3 separate regions of the Homo sapiens genome follow, and regions 2 and 3 are each linked to region 1. Evidence: chromatin contacts called from ENCODE Hi-C or POLR2A ChIA-PET data. All regions are on one chromosome and are shown on one strand. The core of a region is the stretch at or near the end of the contact, and the rest is flanking DNA. Distances in the headings are between cores, read along the strand shown. Region 1 overlaps SZRD1 (SUZ RNA binding domain containing 1). Region 2 holds the start of ATP13A2 (ATPase cation transporting 13A2). Region 3 has its middle 8.5 kb from the start of RNU1-2.

Evidence for each region. Hi-C counts contacts between places; a loop is a spot of excess contacts on that map. ChIA-PET counts read pairs that join two places held with the same protein, here RNA polymerase II (POLR2A). Pooled maps may share reads with other maps.
Region 2: a loop to region 1 is called in a pooled map, with 3 times the contacts of the local background. The contact joins the promoter of ATP13A2 here to the enhancer-like site in region 1. A Hi-C loop is called at or near these places in 1 of 168 maps with a recorded cell type or tissue (CD8-positive, alpha-beta T cell) and 1 of 50 pooled maps. POLR2A ChIA-PET finds 5 or more read pairs at or near these places in 2 of 52 experiments (CD8-positive, alpha-beta memory T cell and WTC11).
Region 3: a loop to region 1 is called in a pooled map, with 3 times the contacts of the local background. The contact joins two enhancer-like sites. A Hi-C loop is called at or near these places in 3 of 50 pooled maps. POLR2A ChIA-PET finds 5 or more read pairs at or near these places in 2 of 52 experiments (AG04450 and activated naive CD4-positive, alpha-beta T cell).

What each region holds. Positions count from the first base shown.
Region 1 is chr1:16,384,514-16,389,233 of GRCh38, forward strand. All of the region lies in intron 1 of SZRD1 (SUZ RNA binding domain containing 1), which reads left to right. Among named protein-coding and RNA genes, the nearest start is that of SZRD1, 20 kb to the left of the region's middle. RefSeq lists enhancers at 1,068-1,568, 1,569-2,069. Within about 2 kb of position 2,463, at least 20 of the 41 ENCODE cell types and tissues checked have a DNase peak (open chromatin) inside an H3K27ac peak, as active enhancers do; they include CD8-positive, alpha-beta T cell, where a contact is called at or near this core.
Region 2 is chr1:17,010,073-17,014,792 of GRCh38, forward strand. It overlaps ATP13A2 (ATPase cation transporting 13A2), which reads right to left and starts at 1,856. Exons shown (of 29, transcript NM_022089.4): 1 at 1,657-1,856. The coding sequence starts at 1,666. RefSeq lists enhancers at 108-187, 951-1,000 and a silencer at 1,491-2,020.
Region 3 is chr1:16,902,149-16,906,868 of GRCh38, forward strand. No RefSeq gene overlaps it. Among named protein-coding and RNA genes, the nearest start is that of RNU1-2, 8.5 kb to the left of the region's middle. RefSeq lists enhancers at 1,680-1,959, 2,146-2,785, 2,430-2,479, 2,580-2,629, 2,786-3,425 and a silencer at 3,166-3,460. Within about 2 kb of position 2,102, at least 41 of the 41 ENCODE cell types and tissues checked have a DNase peak (open chromatin) inside an H3K27ac peak, as active enhancers do.

The sequences.
Region 1 (4,720 bases), core at 1,213-3,712:
AATTCTGATTCCCAAGGAATCAGAATCCCATCCATATTTGTGGTATGGGAAACAAGACCCCTTGCAGGGGAGACTGGTCCACCAGGAGACCCTGTAGCCCAGGGACCTGGGCGCCAGTGTCCCTCCCAAGGCCTGAAGACATAAGGCTAGCATGGGCCGTGGCTGGCTGTGTGGGAGTTCAGGGCCGGAACAGGTTGGAAGGTAGTCTCGCCTGCTATCCCTTATTTCTTCTCTTTGCTTTTTTCTTTGCCCTTTGCTTTTTGTGTTACTCAGGGCCTGTGGGACCCTGATTCTGGGAGAAATCTGTTGTGCTCTCCAGGTTCCTGTCTCTTCTTCAGATCTCCCCGGGTCCACTTGTAGACTTGTGCACCCTGATTCAGGATGAGACCAGAGGACCCTGTGGGGCAGCGATTCATAGGGAGCTCAAGGCCAGTTGTTATTCTTTGAATTTGAGAGAAACATTGGAAATGTCATCTTCTGAAATGAAAACTAACAGAGAAAGGCAAATCATTTGGGAAAAGTTACTTAAATGGTAACCTTGTTGCCAATAAAAGAGTATTTTCTAATTCAAAGTCCAAAGCAAGGGTCCCTCTTAGATCTCTGTTCAATATAAGATTGCTCTATTTCTTGGGAGTCGTGTTGGTGACACTGGAGACCAGAGGATTCCGGTTCTCAGAGAGAGGGATGCTGTGATGGAGTAGGACAGTACAGTCTTTTGGCTTGTATACTGAGGCACAGAGTGGGGAGGCCTGCTGTCCTTGGGGAGTGGGTAGCAGCAGATCAGGCACCAGAAAGGGTGAGACACCCCCTCTGACCCTTGTAGTGTAACAGGTGTGAGTTTGTTCACTTTGTCTCTTGTGAGCTTGGCTAGTTCGAATCAGTCCCCCAGGGCATCATCACCCCAGGCTGTTGTGTAAACATTCGTACCTGAGAAGGTACAACTGTAATGGTGCTTATACTTGCTGTGCTTTACACTAAGACCCAGAATAGCCTATTTCTTCCTCTCCTCTGCCTTTCTCACCTTTCTTTTTTCCTTGTCATCGACCTCTTAACGTTACAGGAGTAAACCTACCACTGTAATCTGCTTCACCTTACAGACACATCCCTATCTTTTGTCACCTTTGTTCCTTTTGTAGCTTGTGACAGTAACAAACTGGGTTGTTTGAGGTGACCCCTTCCCTGCTCTCCTCCTTGGGAATGATCTTATCCGCATTGTACTCCTAGGTCCCATACCCTAACTTTTCAGCCAGAGGCACATTTATAGCAAGGTTAAGGGCATCAGCAGCCAGTGAAGCTGAGCTTCCTCCTCTGGTGAGTTAAAATTGCAAATGTTGACATCTGATCCCATTCACCTTGTGGTTGTGGCTCTCCTTTACCTCCCATAAAGGACCAGCCCTGTCGAGAACCACCTTCCTCCCCACTGTGCTTCTTCATGATTTCCTGCCTCCGCTCTTTCCTTCTGGCTTTGCTTGTTCTCTGAGACCGAGAAGCTTGTGTCCCATTTCTGTAGATGTGTAGCCTCATAGGACAAGTGATGTCAAGGTTTGGCAACAGTAGATCTTTTGCTTAGGATTTGGACCCGGAACACAGAATGTCACCTTCTGTGGGCTGCTTGGTGCTACTTGGCTGAAGAGCCTTTCCAGGAGCAGGAGCCATAGGAGATCACTTTCCTGGCCACCGCCCTGTGTGGTATGCTTGTGCCCTAGCACTTGCCTTGTGCCCACTCACAGCAGTCACAGCGATGGTTTTCTTTGACTAGCGATGGAGGTCAGGCCTCTAACACAGGAGCCTAGACCTTGGGCAGGACTCTGCATCCTTGTCTAAAGAGAGGGTTCCCTTAGGTAGTACGATTCCTTATTTCAGGCCTGCATCTAGATGCTTCCCCACACAAGTTCTGAGGCCTGTTTAATTCCATTGGGCTATTGCATCTCTGGGGGAGATGCACATTTTCCTTGTAATACACCCTGTAGGAAAGTTTTGACTTGGTCCAGCTTTTCAGAGCATGAGTCTGAGAGCAGATTGATTGCAAGGCCTTGTCTGAGAAGAGAATAGACTGACTCATGATACCTGGACAGACTCCAGAGGGAGATGCGATGCCCTCTCCAGCTGCTGGCAGAGCATTCCTTCTCCTGCTTGGGCGCCTCTGAGCATGCTGGCGTCCAGCTGGCCATCTAAAGATGACCAGGATCCACTTTCCACCAAAGCTGCTTGGGTTTCCATCCCATTCTGTAATCTTATGGAAGAATCCCTCTCCAGCTCTGATAAAGCTCTTCTGCCTTTCACAGTGGAGTTGGATGAGAGTTGTAGTTCTTGGCATGCCAGGGAGCAGTGTGGAATTGGGGGAGATGACCAATATCTAATGGTTTATACTGGCATTTCCAGGGGATTTGAGCAATTGTCGGGGGAGGGTGGTATGTCAGCATAGGGGCCTCAAAAGGCGAATTCTAGGGCTGTCTCTGTGGTTTACTACCTTGTGACCTTGGGTAAGTTCCCTAACCCTCATCTGACAGAAGGATAAAAGCTACTTTGTCTGCCAAACAGGGCTGGTGTGAGCAGAAAATGAATGTCTGGGGAAGAATGTTGACAGCCATAATACATTATATCGATATAAGGTATTATTTTAAAAGCTATTAGTATTATATTACATGCCAAGTATGTTAATCATGTTCTAGTTTGGGGACAGAGGCGCATTTACTCAGACATGGCCTACGATGTCCTCTTGAAGCGCTTTTCTTCCACCCAGGCTCCTTGTGCTGGAACTGGGCAGATGGTCCATCTTCCTTAAACCCTAGAGGAAGAAGGAAGCAGTTTGCTTTCCTCAGAGGAGACCTGGATGGGACTTCTCAAATTCACTCTAATGTGTGAGGCCCATTTCTCTCTCTGTCTTATTTGGCTCTCGCAGCGATATGAAAGTGAAAGTTCACATAGTGAAGTTGGAAAATTCAGTGCATTGCCATAAAAATACTGATTTGGTTTCTTCTGCGCTAGATCTGGCCCTGTCTGCCAAAGCTTGTTGGCCGTCATTAGGCAGGGCAAGTGCTCTTTGGTGCCCTGCAGCCCCTTCACTTCCCCAGGTATGCTCCGTGCGAGTGGAGTTTGGCTGCTTGCCTGGTCTATGAAGGCATTTGGTCTCAACCCTCAAAGGCTTCTAAATTCTACAGCTGTCAAGGCTCTGTTTATGATGGAGAAACTCGAATAGGCAGTCTTGTATTTAGAGTGGAGCGAAATGATACAGTATGAAACTTTAAAACAAGAAGTTACTTGTGAGAAGCCCTTAAAAGGTAATAGGCAATAGACTAATATGAGCTGTAGTACTTACTCAGGTAATAACACTGGTATTAATAGAATTAATACAATTCCATCAATACAGTCATTTTCAGGACAGAGTACGTAGTGGACATAGATTCTGTGTGAGTGTCTGTGTTTGTCAGTTCACAGAAAACATCCAGGTCGTTCTCTTATTATTGGTGTACCTTTTCCATTCAGTCATTCAGCATTCTTTGGCACCAACTGTGTTCCAAGCTGGAGCGAGAGGTTTCCATTTTAGTGCCTTTCTGGCCCCTCCAGAGATTTGATGGTGCCTCAGAATACAATAAATTACATATATATATATATTTTGAGACAGAGTCATGCTCTATTGCCCAGGCAGGAGTGCAGTGGCATAATCTCGGCTCACTGCAACCTCCGTCTCCCAGGTTCAAGAGATTCTCCTGCCTCAGCCTCCTGAGTAGCTGGGATACCACGCCCAGCTAATTTTTGTATTTTTAGTAGAGACGGGGTTTCACCTTGTTGACCAGGCTGGTCTTGAACTCCTGACCTCAAGTGATTCACCCACCTCGGCCTCCCAAAGTCAAAGTGCTAGGATTGTAGGCGTGAGCTACCATGCCCAGCCAAATATATAAATATATTTTAAACACAAGTTAGTACCAATCAGGATAGGTGTCAGTGTTAGACTAGATTTAAATCTAGTTTCATATGGTTAATCTAGTTCATACTGTTTACAAGAGATGCAAATAAGGACATGGAAAGGTGAGAAAAACTATGTTCTAGGAAATACTGACCAAAAGAAAGCTGGCCAACTTTATTAATATGAAACAATACATTATAAGGCAAAAAAGATCACATCATAATGATACACTGTTTAACTTACTAGAAAGAATAAGTCTTTTTTTTTTTTTTTTTTTTTTTTTGAGACAGAGTCTTGCCCTGTCGCCCAGGCTGGAGTGCAGTGGTGTGATCTCCACTCACTGCAGCCTCCCTAGTAGCTGGGATTACATGTGCGCACCACCACGCCTGGATAATTGTTGAATTTTTAAATAGAAACAGGTTTTCACCCTGTTGCCAAACTGGTCACAAACTCCTGACCCCAAGTGATCCGCCTGCCTCAGCCTCCCAAAATGTTGGGATTACAGGCATAAGCCACTGTCACTGTGCCTGGCCAATAATTCTTAATTCTTTACCTGGTCAGTAGATCAAATGAGTCAGTAAGAATTTACAAGATTAGAACAATATAGCTAACCAGCTTGAACTTTGAACTGCACCCATCAACTGGAGAATAGTTATTTCCTTTTTTTTTTTTTTTTTTTTTGAGACAGAGTCTCGCTCTGTCGCCCAGGCTGGAGTGCAGTGGCACGATCTCAGCTCACTGCAAGCTCCACCTCCCAGGTTCACGCCATCCTCCTGCCTCAGCCTCCCGAGTAGCTGGGACTACAGGCACCCA
Region 2 (4,720 bases), core at 606-3,105, 620 kb after region 1:
GATGGAGTCTTCCCCCCCCGTTCCCCCCTTCCCCCCTGCCCGTCTCCCAGGCTGGAGTGCAGTGGAGAGATCTCAGCTCACTGCACCCTCCACCTCCCAGGTTCAAGCAATTCTCCTGCCTCAGTTCCTGAAGTAGCTGAGACTACAGGCACATGCCACCACACTCAGCTAATTTTTGTATTTTTAGTAGAGACGGGGTTTCCCCATGTTGGCCAGACTGGTCTTGAACTCCTGACCTCAAGTAATCCGCCTGCCTCAGGCTCCCAAAGTGCTGGGATTACAGGCGTGAGCCACCACGCCTGGCCTGTCATTGCTCTTCTGATGAACAGCAGCTCCCATGGAGTGCTCACCATGCCCTGCGGAAGCCCTTCAGTGTGCTAACTCAATGAAGCTTCACACACAACCCTCTGGGGTAGTGACTATTATTATCCCCATTGTACACCTGGGGAAACTGAGGAACAGCATGTGAATCCCTTGTCCAGGGTCATAGAGCTTGAAAGGGGAGAAGCTGGAAATGAGTGTGTCTGAATGGGCACATTCTTTCCCACAGCCATTCCATGAAAAGTACAGATTAGGATTCCCATTTAAAACGAGGCCCAGAGGAGTAGATTGACAAGCACAAAGTCACACAGCTATGAGGGGCCAAGACTGGACTTGAACCTCGTCTGAGGTCACAGCTCGGGGCAGTGTCACCAGCACTGTGGATCAGAGGGGCTAGAGCCATTTGGGACCTCTTATTTCCTGCGGAAGCCTTGGCTTCCTGCTGGTGACCTGGCAGCGGCCCAGGGCGGCTGCCTCCTCCCTGGCTGTGGTTCCCGGCGGCGGGGAGCTCCTGTCTTCTGCCAGGCTGAGGCGGGAGTGTGTGTGAACCATCTTCCCATCTTTGGATCTGGATTCTAGGGGCTGTCTTTCCTCATTCCTTCCCCTCCCTCGCCGGGGGGTGCACTCTAGGCTGTGGGGCTGGGGGCTGAGTGACAGACACTGAGATGAGACCTTTCTGGATAGGGGAGGAGGACTGGCCCCATTCCCGGCAGGTGGGATTTAAATTAGACCCTGGAGGAGTGGGCGTAGGACATCTGGCCAGGGATGGGTTGCATGGAGGGTGTGGCCCTTGGCCCTGGGTGTGACGGGTTTTCTCTGGGGTCTGAGGCAGGAGGTCAGGAGTGGCGCTGTGGCCCAGGACATCTACCCAGGAAATGGAGTCCCGACTCCCCCAACGCCATTCATTCATTCATTCAGCCCAGAGGGGTTGCCCAGAGGCCCGAGGATGCAGCCGTCTCCCCCACCTGGACATCCGTCACTCGGGGTGGGATCCGATTAAGTGGGCGTGGGGTGGCCTCCCCGTCCCCGCACGGCCCCAGGACCCTCTTGCACAAGCGCCCGGCTTCCAATCCCGCGGCTGAGGGGTGCAGGGGAGGGGAGGGACCGGCTGCGAGCGGCGGCGCCATCCCCAGCCCCGGCGTCTCTGGGAAGAAACCGGGGCCGAGTCCCCGTCAAAAGGGAGGGGACGGGCCAGGATCCCCAACCAGGTCCCGCTTCCTGGGCTCGCGACCCCGCGGTGGGGGGCGTCGCCTCCCCTCTCCCTCCAAGGGGTGACGACAACTGGCGGGCCGGGGACCGCGCCGGGCTCGGGGCCGACCCGGACTCCGCACTCACCTGCGCTCATGCCGGCTCCTCGCGCTCATCGCCGGCCCCGGCGCTGCGGCCCTCGGCCTGGGCCCCGGCGTGCGCAAGGCCCTGGGCGGGGGCGCGGTCCGGACGGCCCGGGGCGAGGGGCGCTGGGCTAGCGCGGGGCTGGAGCAGGGCTGACGCGGGCGGGGCACCTGGGCCACCAGGCTCGGCGCGGCTCCGACACTGCCGCAGTCCCTCCGTGCGCGCCGCAAGCCCCGCCCGGCCCTCTGCGGCCCTCGCAGCGCCCGCGCCGGGGCTGCCGGGACTTGTAGTCCCCGCCTGCTCCTCCGCACACACCGGGGGCGGGGCGACCGGAGACACACACCTCACGGAGGTAGCCCCCGCCAGCACGTCCCAGTGGTTAGGGACTGTGCGTGCTGGTCCAGCTCTCCATGTCTTCCAGGCCGCGCGACCGTGAGCAAGTCACTGATCCTCTCTGGCCCTCTTTTCCCAACCTGTAGGATAGCAATGCCTGCTTCACAGAGAACTGCTGCGAGGATCACACAAGAAAATGCTTGTCAACTGGGCGTGGTGGCGCATGCCTGTAATCCCAGCTACTCGGAGACTAAGCCAGGAGAATCGCTTGAACCCAGGAGGCGGAGGTTGCTGTGAGCCGGGATCATGCCATTGCACTCCAGCATGGGCAAAAAGAGCGAAACTCTGTCTCAAAAAAAAAAAAAAAAGAAAATGCGTATCAAGCACTTGAGACAGTGCCTGGCGCTGCTTGATGAATGCAAAGAAGGAAGACACACCTGCCCAGAGATTCACAGGGTCAGATGTGGGCCCACAGAGACCCAGGGAGAGTCTGCCATGATGCACTGGAGGCCTTGAAATGCCAGAGAAAGAGAAGCCTCACAGCGTGACCTGCAGACACACCTGCACTGGGGGGATTCATGAAGACCCCTGAAAGGCACCAGAGATGTCTTACCTGCGTGCAGCATTTATCCTGCTACCCCATAGTGACCGGCACAGGCATAGTGTTCCCTGTCTCCAGGACCTCTGGACAGAGGAGCTCCAAAGGGGAGAGTGGATCTGTGAGATCCTAGGGCAAACAAGGGAAGGTTCACGTTAGGGCCAAGGATAGACGTGGGCAGGATCACTGGTCATTTGTCCAGTATGAATTTATGGAGTGCCAGCACCACTGTGGGAGCCAGGAACGTGAGAGTGAACAAAACAGAGATGCCCCTGTCCCTGCGGAGACTGCTGTCTACTGGGAAGTAGCCCTAGTCAAGGAAAGGAAAACTCCAACGATCCCTATTGTGGAAGGGGCTGGAAGGAGACACAGCTGTGATGGTGGTGAGGGTGTGGGTAGGGGATAGACCCCAGGAGGGAAAGCAGCACCTGATTCATAGCAAGATCCCAGTGAACATTTGGTACAGGAACACACGTTGGCAGGACTTGCTGGTGGATAGGATGTGGGGGTGCAGGAATGTGTGGAATTCAAGATGCTCCCCAGGGTTTTGGCCTGAGCAGCTGGGTGCCAGTGGAGCCATTTACTCAGCTGGGGCAGGCTGCCCGAGCCAACCAGTTGCGGGTCATTCCTGTTGACCACCTGGGCCATGGGACTGGCTTCCTTGGGTCAGGTGACAAGAGTTCTTTCATCTTCCGGTGACACTTCCAGGGGAGGCAGGCTGCTTAACTTTTCAGAACTCCCATGTCCTCCCCCAGGGCTTAGCTCAATTTCTGGCAGGAACCCAGCCTCCAGGGCAGCAGGAAGGCTGGGTTTGGAAATGGCTAGCCCAGGTGGCCTTGGCAAGAGGCAGTATGGTACAGTGGCAAGGGGCTGGGTTCTGGCATCAGAAAGACATGGATGCATGAGTTGCTTTCTAGCTGTGTGAGCTTTAAAATGTCACTTTCCTTCTCTAAGGCTCTCCTTCCCCTCACCTACAAAATGGAAGGCATGGAGAGGATGAAATGAGATGGCAGGAACTTGGTAGAAGCCAGCTGCTTGCTTTAGATCCTGGCACTGGATTAGCGGCTTCATAAAAGCAGAGGTACTCCAGTCTGGGTGAAAGACTGAGACTCCCTCTAAAATAAATAAATAAATAAATAAATAAATAAATAAATAAATAAAAGCAGAGGGCTTGGGGACTGCATGGGGGACTGCCTTGCAAGGGTGCCCCCTTCATTCTTTTTATTGCTAAGGCTGCCTGGCCTTAAAGGGGCTCTATTCCCTGAGCCAGCTGGGAAGGAGCCGCACCTGCAGCTCGTCCCTTCTCCTTAATGAGGGAGGAGGCCAGAGGAAGCTTCCTTCCAAACCACAGAGCATGTGGGAGGCCTTGCCATCTGCTTGGGGTTACCTTTGGGGAAGTGGCTCTCGGTGTGTGGTCATCGAGGAGGTCTGTGGCCCAGGCTGTCTTCCCGGATAACCGTGTCTGAAATTTCCAGTCCCACGTGGGTGAGAACCGACTGAACAGCTTCCCTTCTAGGCTGTGGCTCTCTTGGGAACCCACGGAGAGGGCGTAATAGGCCTGGTCCCAGTGGCAAAAAGCTTGAGAAATCACTAATTTGGGCGAGTTTATTCCAGAGCATTGCTTTACTTTTCGACTTCTCTAGTTTCACTAGATTTTTGCAACAAAAGAGGATTTTTTTCACCTAGTAACAAACCCTGTTGGTAGGATTATGGCTGTCTAGACACACAGTAAAGTGGGGTTTCAGTTTTTGTTTTTGTTTTTTTTGTTTGTTTGTTTTGAGACAGGGTCTCTCTCTGCTGCCCAGGTTGGAGCACAGTGGCATGATCTCAGCTCACTGCAGCCTCGACCTCCTGGGCTCAAGTGATCCTCCCACCTCGGCTCAAGTGATCCTCCCACCTCAGCCTTCTGTGTACCTGGGACTACAGGTGAGCACTACCACACCCAGCTAATTTTTCTGTTTTTTTTTTTTGTAGAGATGGGGTTTGCCATGTTACCCAGGCTGGTCTCGAACTCCTGTGCTTCAGAGATCCACCTTGGTCTCCCAAAGTGGGATTACAGGAGTGAGCCACTGTGCCTGGCCGAGTTTCAGCACTTTGTATGGTAGTTATCCTGGTGCCAGGAAGGGAAGGGGCCTG
Region 3 (4,720 bases), core at 852-3,351, 520 kb after region 1:
ATGGTGAAACCCTGTCTCTACTAAAAATACAAAAATCAGCCAGGTGGCTACTCAGGAGGCTGAAGGAAAAGAATCGCTTGAACCCAGGAGGCAGAGGTTGCAGTGAGCTAAGATCCTGCCAGTGCAATACAGCCTGGGTGACAGAGAAAGACTGTCTCAAAAATAAAAATTAAAAAAAAAAAGAAAAAATCAGCAGCGTAGTAGAAGTATAATGCACACAAGAATGATAATCATGAAGACAATCTGATTCTAGAAGAGTAAGGGAACCTATTCCATTAGAGAGCCAACTGAAAACATCAAATCCCAGTTCACACCCCAGGGTGTGGGGGCACGTGCCTGTAGTCCCAGCTACTCGGGAGGATTAGTAAGGAGGTTTGCTTGAATATGTGAGGTCAAAGCAGAAGTAAACCCTGATCATGCCACTGCACTCCAGCCTGGGTGACAGTGAGACCTTGTCTCAAAAACAAACAAACAAAAAACCCACAAAACCAAACAACAACAAATTGTCACCTCACTCTGAAATGACAGTGGCAAACATCACTTTGCTATTGGAAAATTAAAAGAAAAACACTCCCTCTTGCTATCAACCTGCCCTCTTGCTCTAACATGTCTGACCCATGGTTTAAAATGCCCAAAAGCTGATGTACTCAAATTATAATACACTTACCTGTTCTGCACCAGCATTTATTTTTGTCTGGAGGAGATCACCATCCATGGTCCTGTAAATGTCTAACGGCATGGAATGATGAAGGGCAGTGTCTTTTAGGATATTTGGTTATATCTATATATATGGCTCTGAAGAAACCCAACATTGGGCGAGTTCCCTCAAACTTTTCACTAGGCATGACCACTGCTCTATTTTAGATAGAGATTCTGTGGGGCAAAACCTGAGAATTATCTGCCTGGCTATCAAGAAGATAGCTCCTTGCATTTTTTTGGGGAGAACACTTGCTTCAAGGGAGTGTTTCCTCCCAGGATTACAAATCTTTTTGTAACCTCAGGAAACATTGCTGATGAAAACCAGGCATGGTGGCTCTGGCCTGTAATCCCAGTGACTCAGGGGCTGAGACAGGAGAATCACTTAAGCCAAAGAGTTTGAGGCTGCAGTGAGCTATGATGGCGCCACTGCACTCCAGCCTGAGCCACAGAGCCAGACACTGTCTCTGAAAGAAAAAGAAAAAGAAAGAAAAACATTGCTGATGAAACTGCGGCCTCTTTTGCAGCTCTATAAAAAGGTATTTAGTCACTGGCTAAGGTTGTACTAGATAATCACATCACTTTAGGTGATACATTTAGCTGAGCAGGGAGATGTGTGGTGGCAAATACCTTTTGTTGCATATACATATACATTTCCCATGTAGTAGAACCTTCTCTAGAAAAAATCAGAAAAGAAGCCACTTGGCTGCAAGAAATCACTAAAGAAGAAATGGGGTTTGATGTTTTCCCTGATGTTTTCAGTTGGCTGAAACATCAAATCCCAGTTCCCTGGTTCCCTTACTGTTCCAGGATACAGATTCTCTTTGTGATGATCATTCTTGTATGCATTATATTTCTACTACTCAAATTATTAATGTTATGTATTTCTCATTGTTTTACTTCTTTTGAGAAACTAAATTCATGGTACTCTGAAAACTAGAGATGATTCAACAAGTGACAGCAACTATAGAATTGGCCGAGATATCTCTCTCTCTCTCTCTCTCTCTTTTTTTTTTTTTTTTTCCATGTTGTGATGCCACACCAGTTCAGCTTTTGGACGCTGTTAAAAAGAGAGGTCTCCTTCCCTCCCCTGACCCCCGTGTGGGACAGGACTATCTGGGAATGAGCCATTCTGGCAAGGAGGGACACAGCTTTTGATCGACAATGCTTTCAAGAAATACTTTTTTTTTTTTTAAACGGAGTCTCGCTCTGTCGCCCAGGCTGGAGTGCAGTGGGCGATCTCAGCTCACTGCAAGCTCCGCCTCCCGGGTTCACGCCATTCTCCTGCCTCAGCCTCTGCGAGTAGCTGAGACTACAGGCGCCCGCCACCACGCCAGGCTAATTTTTTTTTTTTATTTTTAGTAGAGACGGGGTTTCACCGTGGTCTCGATCTCCTGACCTCGTGATCGGCCCGCCTCAGCCTCCCAAAGTGCTGGGCTTACAAGCGTCAGCCACCGCGCCCGGCCAAGAAAGACTTTTCATCTAAAGGGAGAATGGGGAAAGAAGAGAACTTTTTTATTTTCAAATTCTCAGGCCCAGCGAGGCATTACATTGAGACAGCAACCACATTCTGCTTCCTTTTTGTACACTACTGTATTTGAAAAACAAAAAAACAAACCTACAAGACTCATAAAACTGGACAACTTTCTTTATAACACTACTACTCGTAAAACCAGTAAGGATGGCTGGTTTGCAGTTATCTGAGCAGCTTCTCTAGTTTCATAGACATGATTTCTCTCTGTTATTAAAGGGCTCCCAATTTTAAGTGGAATGCTACTTCACAAAGATAACCAGGTTTGAAAGGGTCCGGTTTGCTTTGTAATCCGAAACGTTCCAGTCTGCTATTAAAAGCCATTATTTGAAGACGGGTGCACAGGCTTCCAGCTGCCCGCCAGAAGGGTCCTCCGCAGGACACAGGTTAAGTAATCACTTCTTCGGGGGAGACTAGATGCAGGGTCTCGGCGCACCTCCCCAAAAGACAAGGGCGAGACAGAAAGGAGGGACAGGCGGACGTCACTTCCCCCGCCGGCTGCGGCACCGGGTTGGTGGGCTGAGTGGAGGAGGGTGGGGCGGAAGAACAGAAGGGGACTGGGAAAGGCACTGTTGGTGACATCACCGATAGGGCGTTTCTATGTAGATGAGGCAGCGCAGGGGCTGCTGCTTCGCCATGAAGGATTTCCCGTGCTGTAGGAGCAAGTCCGGGACCGCTGGCTGGACGTGAGCGTCCTAGCTGTGCGTTAGGGCTAGGAGGGCTCAGGGTGATTGGGGATTGGCTGGGGTGGTGCTCGGGGCAAGTGACCGTGCGTGTAAAGGGTGAGGCGTATGGAGCTGTGGCGGGGCGGAAGTTCACATGTGTGGTATGTAGAGCACATGTTATGGTTATCAAAGTGGTTTACTGTAAGGCTGAGGGCTATGCATTCTATGGCTATGTTGTTGTCTCTTATTTTTCCAAACGTGGAAACCTCTGTTTTGTAACTTGTAGTAATAAGGTAGAAATTAAAAAGAAAAAGTATTTTCCTGTACTTGCTTGGCTGCAAGGTCAGGAACAGATAGTTTCTGAAAAACCACATCGCTGAGAAATGAGTTCTGGAGACTCTCTTAACAGTCTGTTATCCCTAGGAAGGATAAGAGCAAGAAACAGCAAATGCTTTTATTACCTTCTCTTTTCCCTTTACCATTTCTCACTATTCAAGTTTTGTTAAGTTCTTGATTTCCCTTCAGTGCAGCTGCAAGGTCACCAGCTATTCTTGCCTCGTGAGACCTGTCACAGTTTGACTAGCTGCCTTTGTTCTGCTTCTGTAAGCCCTCTTGCCTGCCCCGCGAGTTTGGTGCCATCATAGTCCCACCATGCCATTCAAACTAGCCAACCCCCTTTTTGAAGTGTGTATAAAAGTCAAACCCTGTCTTTGTTCGGGGCTCAGCCTTTGGATTTTAATCCTCTGGGCCTGAGGGCACTCAATAAAATCCTCCTGTTCCACCCATTGGTCTCTCTGTTCTCCTGATTCCCACAACAGTAGTAGGGGACTGTGTCTGCACTTTCCCCTGGTCTTTCACGGTATGAATAATAGCCTTTTTTTTTTCGCCTATAGTCGCAGGCTCGGTCTCAGTGATTTTATGGTGTGGTCAGCTGTTTTTGTTTTTGTGAGACCTTGTTTACTGTCCTGGGACAGATGTCTGTAGTCACTTGTTTCCTTGGGAGGCAAATTTCAGTCTCTGTGGCAGAGGTCTCTCATGTTAGCTGTGGTGGTACTTGGCAGGCGGAGCTCAGGGATCTAGGCTTCCCTGCTTTGTAGACTGCTCAATGGTCCCCAAGGCCTACTGGCTTTTACCACCACTTGAAAACCTTAGTGTTTTTCCACTGTCCCCAGAGTCACCTCTTACACAGACTTATTTTGTTTGTCTTTTTCCCCGAGACAGAGTCTCACTCTATCTGGTAGCATCTTGGTTTAAGCGATCCTCCCACCTCAGCCTCTGGAGTAGCAGAGGCACGAGTCACCACAGCCAGCTAATTTCTGTTCTTGGTTTTGTTGTGGTGGTGGTTGTTTTGTTTTTTAAGAGTTGAAGTTTCACCATGTTGCCCAGGTTGGTCTCCAACTCCTGGACTCAAATAATCCGCCCTGCCTTGGCCTTCTAAAGTCCTGGGATTACAGGTGTGATCCATCACACCTGGCCAGCCCCTGCTTTTCACTATAGCATTCATGGGAGTTTGCAGGATTTCTGTGCTGGGGGGAACGTGTACTCAGCTCATACAGCCAAGTAGAAATTGTACTTGGAACTGGTGCCGTTGGGTTGTAGACATAACATGCTTGCTGTTTGTATGGGAAGGGCTTTGCCAGTGCTCTGTGCCCCTGTGCAGGGCATCCAGGCCTGCAGGTCAGAACGGCAGTCTCACCTATGAGTTTGTGTAATACGCAGCAATTCTCCCTGGAATATAAGATGGGTGGTCTTGTGAGGTTCCTACAAGTAAGAAGACAAATTTCCCTTCAGTTTGTATTGACAAAATTCAAAATTAATAATAACAGCC